Regions from separate parts of the Homo sapiens genome. Here region 2 is linked to region 1. A link is an interaction called in ENCODE POLR2A ChIA-PET data of the cell type or tissue named here. Cell type or tissue: MCF 10A. All regions are shown on one strand. Each heading gives the region's core, and the rest is flanking DNA. Links, peaks and the distances in the headings are about the cores only.

What was found. ChIA-PET counts read pairs that join two places held together with the same protein. Peaks named below come from ENCODE experiments on the same cell type or tissue, not always from the same donor. Only the 100,000 strongest peaks of a DNase experiment are listed, where the experiment ranks them.
Region 2: POLR2A ChIA-PET joins it to region 1 with 5 read pairs; 3 of 35 experiments call an interaction of 5 or more read pairs at or near these places.

The regions. Positions count from the first base shown.
Region 1 is chr5:57,214,480-57,218,882 of GRCh38, reverse strand. The region is part of intron 3 of GPBP1 (GC-rich promoter binding protein 1); the gene reads right to left. Among named protein-coding and RNA genes, the nearest start is that of GPBP1, 43 kb to the right of the region's middle. In MCF 10A, for the core only: no CTCF peak of the experiment used is centred there; a DNase peak (open chromatin) is centred at 1,962.
Region 2 is chr5:56,936,807-56,941,209 of GRCh38, reverse strand. MIER3 (MIER family member 3) reads left to right here. Exons shown (of 13, transcript NM_001297599.2): 4 at 2,193-2,327; 5 at 3,512-3,632. Among named protein-coding and RNA genes, the nearest start is that of MIER3, 13 kb to the left of the region's middle. In MCF 10A, for the core only: no CTCF peak of the experiment used is centred there; no DNase peak of the experiment used is centred there.

The DNA.
Region 1 (4,403 bases), core at 335-4,334:
TTCTATAGGAGAATTTTATAACTTAAGTGTATCTTTTTCAACACATATGGCCAAAATTTATTAGGACCTGGTAAGTCCTTATGGGAGAACAAAATGCCAAATTATAAAATTGATTCTGGCTCGAGCGTGGTGGCTCACGCCTGTTATCCCAGCACACTGGGAGGTAGAGGCAGGCGGATCACTTGAGGTGAAATCAAGTTATCAAGTCCCTGTGATAACTCAAGTTTATGTTAATAGTCACTTAGACTGGGGCCCCCAACAGTCTCAGCACAGGGCCAGTAACAGGAAAAATCAAGTGATTAGAGGGTATGAACTTTCAGCCCCACCACCCATAGACCAATTGCTGAACACATGAAAGTGCTGGGAGGGTAGTACACCCAGACAGGGCATGGAAGCTCCACACACCACACCACCTCCCCTCACCTAATACCTCACCATTATCAATCTATTCACCTGTATCCTTTATAATAAAATCAGCAAATGTGTTTCCCTGAATTCTTTGAGCCATCCCAACAAATTGTTCAGACCCAATGGGGGTGGTTGCAGAAATCCTGGTTTGTAACCAGTGAGGAGTACTGGTGACTGGGACTGGCTATTGGCATCTGAAGTGAAAGCAGTCTTGTGGGACTGAACATTTAACCTGTGGGATCTGACCCTATCCCAAGCAGACAGTGTCAGAACTGAAATGAATTATAGGATACCCAGGTAGTGTCTGCTGGAGAACTGCTTTGAGGGGGAGAATCCAAATTATGTGGTTATAGAAGTGTTCTGTGTTGAGAGTAGAGAGGAAAAAAAGTGGGGTTTTTTTGTTTTTTTTTCTTTTACACAGGTCTTATAGTCTAGAAAAGTCAAAACACCTATAGGAATTACTTTAAATCAAAATGAACACAGCTTGCCTGAACCAAAAGTATAAATTACTATAAAAAATTTCATAAGTGAAAAGAAATTAACTAGTATTTATGAGAAAGATATTTTTAAATAAACTCTTAATCTGTGTGAAAATTTTCATTTATTTAATTTACTTTTGTAGAGAGGCAGGGTTTCACCATGTTGCCCAGGCTGTTCTCAAACTCCTGGCCTCAAGAGATTCTCCAGCCTCAGCCTCCCATAGTACTGGGATTATAGGTGTGAGCCACCATATCTGACCCAAGAGAGTCAATATGCTTTTTCTGAAAATGGTCATATTCTTAATCATACTGGCTCTTTGCATTCGCATTGTCTCATTATTTAGAGGCAAATATCTAGACAGTTACAGGTAGATCTTTGACCACTTGTAGTTGTGTTTTTTTGTGTTTTTTGTTTGTTTGTTTTGAGACAGTATTTCACTCTTCTTGCCCAGGCTGGAGTGCAATGGCACAATCTCGGCTCACCACAACCTCCACCCTCCCGGTTAAAGCGATTCTCCAGCCTCAGCCTCCCAAGTAGCTGGGATTAAGGTATGCACCACCACACCGGGATAATTTTGTATTTTTAGTAGAGACGGGGTTTCTCCATGTTGGTCAGGCTGGTCTCAAACTCCTGACCTCAGGTGATCCGCCCGCCTCGGCCTCCCAAAGTGCTGGGATTATAGGCGTGAGCCACCGCACCCAGGCAGTAGTTGTTTTATGTTTACACACTAGATCATGCTGGAGGGAAGGCCCATCAAAAAGCTCCCCTAACAAAATAACTTGACCAAAAAAATTGTATTACAACTTTTTATCAGAATACGCCGCTATTTTCCACTTTGCAGACTATTAAAGAAATCACTAGTGGCATATAATCTATCAAAAAAGTCCATTTCTAGCATCTGCTTCAAAAATTTATTCTTAGCACATCTTAAAAATAGACAATTTTAATAATTTGCACTCTCCTTGAATGTCTGTAAATGTACCTGTAAAAAACTATTCTATTTTTATTTATATAAGTTAAATCAACATTCCTTAGTGAGTCCTAATATATAACGATATTGCAAAATTCACATTCCTGAAATTGTAGTCATGAGCCATTCGAGTCTTATTTATATGAAAAAAAAAAAGCGTTCCAGATATATGAAAAGGCTTTGAAAAAATGTTCATAAGGAGAAAGTAAAGCAGGTTATCAGAAGAATAGTACAGAAACACGAAGTTTTCAGATTTTCTTAAATAAATGTTTCTTCATTTGCTATGTGCCCTTAGAATAATTTTCAGACTTTTAGTGTTTTTTGTTTTGTTTTGTTTTTGAGACAGAGTCTCACTCCTTCACCCAGGCTGGACTGCAGTGGCACGATCTCGGCTCCCTGCAACCTCTACCTCCCGGGTTCAAGTGATTCTCATGCCACCGCACCTAGCTAATTTTTGTATTTTTAGTAGAGACGGGGTTTGGGCCATGTTAGCTAGGCTGGTCTCGAATTCTTGACCTCAAGTGATCTGCCCACCTGTGCCTCCCAAAGTGCTGGGATTACAGGTGTGAGCCACCACGCCCGACCACGGTGTTTTGTTTTTTAATCGTTTTCCCCAGTTATACTTGTTCAGACTAAAACTCAATTGCAAGAGTCTGCAGCACTTGAGCTACAACCAGCTACCCTCCCCACATCCAATCTGGGCAGCTGTAATCAAGAAGACAGGTTTCTTCCCCTCTCTCATCTTCTAAACAAGGGGGGTACACCTTACTGGGAGAGGCAGACTGCCAACATTTCTCACCCTCTCCAATTCCAACTGAAGAAGTTAAATTTCTGGTAACTACAGTCGAGAACTCTGGAGCTCCTTTATTCCACCCAACCCCCACTCACAGAATGAAGGCTCTACCCCAGGTTCATCAGCCCAAGAACACTGAGGCCCTAATTGCTCTTGCTCCAGCTATCTAATAGGGCAGTAGTTTCACACTGGAAAAACTCAGATTCAGGCTATTGCTCCACCTAGCGCGTGGAGTAATGACTCAAAGATTTTGCCAAGGGTAAGAAGCAGTCTCTCAAAGGAAATAACTTTATTCAAACACTAACAGCCCTCTCAGAAACAATGGAGATACTGGTAGTGAGAAAATAAGAGGCTCCTCTCCATGAAGAGCAATAAGCTGAATAAGCAATAAGTAGTTTCACACTGGAAAAACTTAGAAGATTCAGGCTATTGCTCCACCTAGCACGTGGAGTAATGACTCAAAGATTTTGCCAAGGGTAAGAAGCAGTCTCTCAAAGGAACTAACTTTATTCAAACACTAACAGCCCTCTCAGAAACAATGGAGATACTGGTAGTAAGAAAATAAGTAGCTCCTCTGCATGAAGAGCAATAAGCTGAATCACAGGCCAGCTAGTTCTGAATGAACCTGAGAAAGAGATACGTAAGGAGAGCCCTACTAGGGTCAGAACCAACCTCAGGAGACTGGGCCTCAAAACTACACCTGCCATAACTAAATTGGATCAGAGCATGGATCAAATTTAGGCCCTTCAGGCATTAATGAAAACAATAGAGCAATCAGCTGGGAATTAATGGAGCCTAACGGATGGGTTTGATATCAAATGAGGCAAACAGCTTTACAGAAAGATGGGGAAAGACACAGAAAACTCAGATAAATCACCCTCATCCCAAAGTGACTGTGCACAAACCCTTTACTCTGCACCTCAATCATTTTACTTTCCCTCATAAAGGAGATCAATATTTAAAATGAGTACAGCAGGGACTAAGAATAATTCTAAATCACCACATTCATGGAATTATGAACAAATTAGATAATGTTCAGCAAAGCACTCTGCAAACTGAAGTACATCATGTATGGTGGATATCATTAACAAGTCAATCCATGTAAGAGTAAAAAACAGTATAGAAAAAGGTAAGATGCTCTGTTCAAAGTATATGACTGGTAAGAATTAAAATTTGTGAAACTCTGATTACTACAAAAGACAACTTTGAAATAAATGGCTTAGTGTACGCTGATGGTGTAATAAAAACTGACTTGTTAACTAATAGAACAGGCTGGGCACGGTGGCGCATGCCTGTAATCCCAGCACTTTGGGAGACTGAGGCGGGCAGATCACTTAACGTCAGGCGTTAGAGACCAGCCTAGCCAACATGGCAAAACCTCACCTCTACTATTAATAAAAATACAAAAATTAGTCAGGCATGGTGACCCACACCTGTAATCCCAAATACTCAGGAGAATGAGGCAGAAGAATCGCTTGAACCCAGGAGGTGTAGGCTACAATAAGCCAAGATCATGCCACTGCAATCCAGCCTAGGCGACAGAGCAAAGCTCTGTCTCAAAAAAAAAATTTTAATAGAGCCAACAAATTAAATAACTTAGATGTTAATATAAATGTTTTGGGTTTTTGTTTTTGTTTTGTTTTGTTTTGAGACAGTTTCGCTCTTGTTGCCCAGGCTGGAGTGCAATGGCGCGACCTCAGCTCACCACAACCTCTGCCTCCCAGATTCAAGTGATTCTCCCACCTCAGCCTC
Region 2 (4,403 bases), core at 116-4,115, 280 kb after region 1:
CATTGTATCATAATGGCTAACTCATCCTTACATCCTTACAGACTTTGAGACTTACTCCCACTAAGTTCCTCCCACTAAGACTGAATTCCTTGTGAGCAGGGATTCTTCAGTAAATTTCATTTGTATGTCCAGTAGCAAGTAGCTAGTAGCCCTCAGCCAAGCACTTAGAACTGAGTAAATGATGGGAAGGTGGACCATCAGTGCATAAAAGGTGAAAATTGCCACTCCCCATTTCAGGGAGAGAGTGTGAAACTGTGAGGTTCTGCGGAAATACTACTGACAGGTGCTTGGCAAAGGCTGCAACCCAGGCACCTCTTGTATTAGAACCAATATGAGCCAAAGGGAATGGGCTGCATGGACTCTGCAAGGAGCAAGATAGGACTGTAGAGAGACTCTAAATTTGAGTCTTGTTAGCTTCAATGGATTCTTTGGTTTGGAAGAAAAATAATTCATTGAAGTTTCCCCATGGTGTAGGTGAACTTCACCCTGTTCTGACCATCCAATTCAATTTATGCTGATTCCATGCTCCCAGAGGACTTTTGGTTGATTTAAATCCCAAGCTAAAAAAGATTTTCATGATCATTTATGGTCATTAGAAAGGCGTATGTCTACTACTGCAAATTTATAAATTAGTGTTCTATCATATACCTGTTTGTAAGTTCATTGAGCATAAATCTGTTTTAGTTAGACACAATAAATTATGTAAGTTCCATACCTGCAAAGGTGAAGGCCAAACTTTTGCATCCCCTGTGGGCCCTGTGGGCAGCCAGCTGGCCCTCTAAGGAATCATCACTGGCTCTTCTCAGGTCACTTTGTGATCAACTGTGGGCATGTTTTGCACACTCTGCTTTAGTGTTTTCATGTTGTTTGCTTTACGGATTATTTTATTTTAAAGGGAAAACTAAACCATAAGCAAATTTTAAAAATCTCTTAATTGATGGATACAGAAATCTTAAAAATGTTTAACAGATTAACTAGTTCGTGAGTATATTGTTTTGAGGTTATTTATTCGAATGATAAATAGTTCTTTTTTTGTATTTTTAGTAGAGACGGGGTTTCACCATGTTGGCCAGGCTGGTCTCGAACTCCTGACCTCAAGTGATCTGCCTGCCTCGGCCTCCCAAAATGCTAGGATTACAGGAGTGAGCCACTGCGACTGGCCTTGAATGATAAATAGTTCTATACACTTTAGTAGTTAAAACATAGTCATGTGTCACTGAACAAGGGAATACATTCTGAAAAAGGCGTCATTAGGCAGTTTCATTGCTGTGTGAACATCATAGAGTATGCTTAGACAAAAGTAGTTAATGTAGCCTACTACACACCTAGGCTATATGGTGTAGCATATTATTCCTACCACAGCTGTATGTGCATCCTGGCTGTATATGCAGTCTGCATGTACTGAATGTTACGTTGTGCATGGTAACACTTATTTTCACATGGATTCCTAGAGGGGAACAGTGACTTGGTGTCACTGTGAGGCATGGCGTAGGTATTCATAACATAGGCAGCACTGTAGCCAGGGTATGTAATTTTATTAAAGCAGTGCAGCCAGTGAGATAACTTGGGGAACTGGGATTCAAACCCAGAATTAAGCCACAGTTTTCTCACCTGTGAAATGGTGATAACAGTATAATCTTCCTCAGACAGTTGTTTTAAAAAAACTGGTATAAAGATAGGAGATGTAGTAAGAATATAAAAGGATAATTGTTCTTTGAACATAAATATTGCTGATGTTAGTAAACATTCAGCAAAGGTTTTCTACCAGGTGTCTTCTAATTAACATGAAGAATAAAGCAAGTGGTCAGCTGTTAAATGCAAGGAAAGAAGCTGTGAATTACAAGTTATTGATTGATTAATTGGAAATGTTTTCAGGGCAAATCTTTATGTTAACTTGAAAGCAAAAAAAAAGGCACTAAAGCAAATATTTGAGGAATTTTTAAAATAGTAAAATGCTTCTAGAAAATAAAAACTAAGGTGTTAATTGTTAGGCTGTTGTTTATACATTAATTATAGCTCCAGGTGTTTGGTCCTGTTTTCTGACAACAGCACAAAAAGAAAAACTGAAACTTGCCTTTGATTTGTTCTGCTGTTTTGATAATGTGCTTTCTGAACCTAAGGACAGTACAGTTTACCTGCAGTTCAGTATTGTGACATCTGCTGAGTCCGTGTTTATGCCCTGGCTTGAACAGGAAGGAACCATGCCTCTAGAAGATTTACTGGCATTCTATGGCTATGAACCTACAATTCCAGCAGTTGCAAATTCCAGTGCAAATAGTTCCCCAAGTGAACTGGCAGATGAACTACCAGACATGACACTAGACAAAGTAAGTGTGAGCATTTGAAAGAAAAATTCAGGGTCTGTTACCATTGACTGCTTTTACTTCCATTTAAAGTATTATTTAATAATTCTTAAATGTAAACTTCTTGTTGACCCATTGTGCTTATTTTGGTGGCTGATTTAAACTTTGTTTGGCTTTGATCACCCTATGTTAAGAGTAGTATTAATAGCAGCTTCATGGTACTTTGCATGCCTGAATATTCTCCCATAATGTTTTCATCTTTCCTGTGTAGACACATTGTATCTAAACTTAGATTTTGCCTTAACTTCTTTTGATCCTATAAACACATAAAAGCCTTGATTAATAAATCCCCCAGAAGCCTTCAAACCAAGCTGGCTTAGGCGTGGAGTGGTTGGAGAGAAGTTCTGTTTTCTTGGCTCTGGGAGTGACAGCGGCCGCAGCAGCCAAGACCGCGGTGATCCATCTCTAACGTAGGCTGGTTGTGGGGAGGCCTAGTCCCTGCTGAGGAAAATTCACACGGCCATGGCCTCTGCTAACAGATCCCTGGGAACCTTTCCTTGCCTTTCAGATCTCAGGCAGGGAGAGGAATCCACATCTTGGAACCTCTTCCTGTGAGTTATATTGTTCCCACTTTTAAGTCAATGTGATATTAATGTACCACAGACCTTAATGACCATAGTCATTCAACAAGTATTTATTGAGTGGCTACTTTGTGCTAGGCACAAGGATGACTGTATACTTACATAAAAATTAATTCAAACTTGTTTCTTTTAAAATTATGTCAGTAGTCAGTGCTGTTCATTAGTCGGACTTTTAAATTATTGGAAGAGTGGAGGTTGGAGGCATTTTTTCAGTTTTATTATTGACAGAAAATGAATATAATTGTTAACCACTTAAAAGTCAGACTGTTTTTGTTGTAAATTCACTAAAAATTAGCCTACAGCTTTAGATAAGCTCTCTGCATACCCACAAATTAGGCAATTGTTTTAGTATATGGTTGCACTGATTATCATTTAATAGTATATTATTGAATATTATATAATATATAATATTAAATATTTATGTACATGAAGTAAATCATAGGAGAATTTCATATTTCTCTCATAAGGTTCCAACTGCTTCTTAATGATATGTTATAAAAAGATAGTTTTCTTAATTAATGAGATGTAATCATTTCTAACTGTAGCACTGCCTTCTTATTCTTCCAGGAGGAAATAGCAAAAGACCTGTTGTCAGGTGATGACGAGGAAACTCAGTCTTCTGCGGATGATCTGACGCCATCTGTGACTTCCCATGAAACTTCTGATTTCTTCCCTAGGCCTTTACGATGTAAGAAACCCAGTGGATTACTGATAAATAGTAACATTGATACTGTAGCTTTAGTACATTTTATTGTGTTCAGTAATTTGTGTCAGAATATTCTAATATTTTATGTGGTTGAGATAAAATACTTCTATAATTTAAACAAGATTATAACCTTTCTTTTGGGATAGAGGTGAACTAATATGCCATTTAAAAATTGAAATATTTGGCCAGGTGCAGTGGCTCACACCTGTAATCCCAGCACTTTGGGAGGCCGAGGCAGACAGATCACTTGAGGCCAGGAGTTTGAGACCAGCCTAGCCAACATGGTGAAACCTGTTCTTTACTAGAAATACAAAAAATTAGCCAGGTGTGGTGGCATGCACTTGTAATCCCAGCTACTTGGGAGGCTGAGGCACGAGAATCACTTGAACCTTGGGGGTGAAGGTTGCAGCCAGCTGGAGATCATGCTACTGCACTGCAGCCTGGGTGACAGAGAGAGATTCTGTCTCAATAATAATAATAATAATAAGATAAAATAAAAATGGAAATATTGACTTTATTTTTACAAGGCCATTTTCCTTCTCAAGACTCATCTGTTGCTATGGTAATCATTCTTAGTTTGACCACAAAATTTTATAGACCTTTATTTGAATTTCTATTAAAAGGCTCCTGCTCTCCTGGTTTTGAAAACTTATCAGTGCTCAAAAGGTATTTTTACTTTTAATGATTCATCTTTTTCCTATTAGTTCTTGGTGTTACCTCTTAATGTTTATCAGTAATATTTAAAAGGTTTTG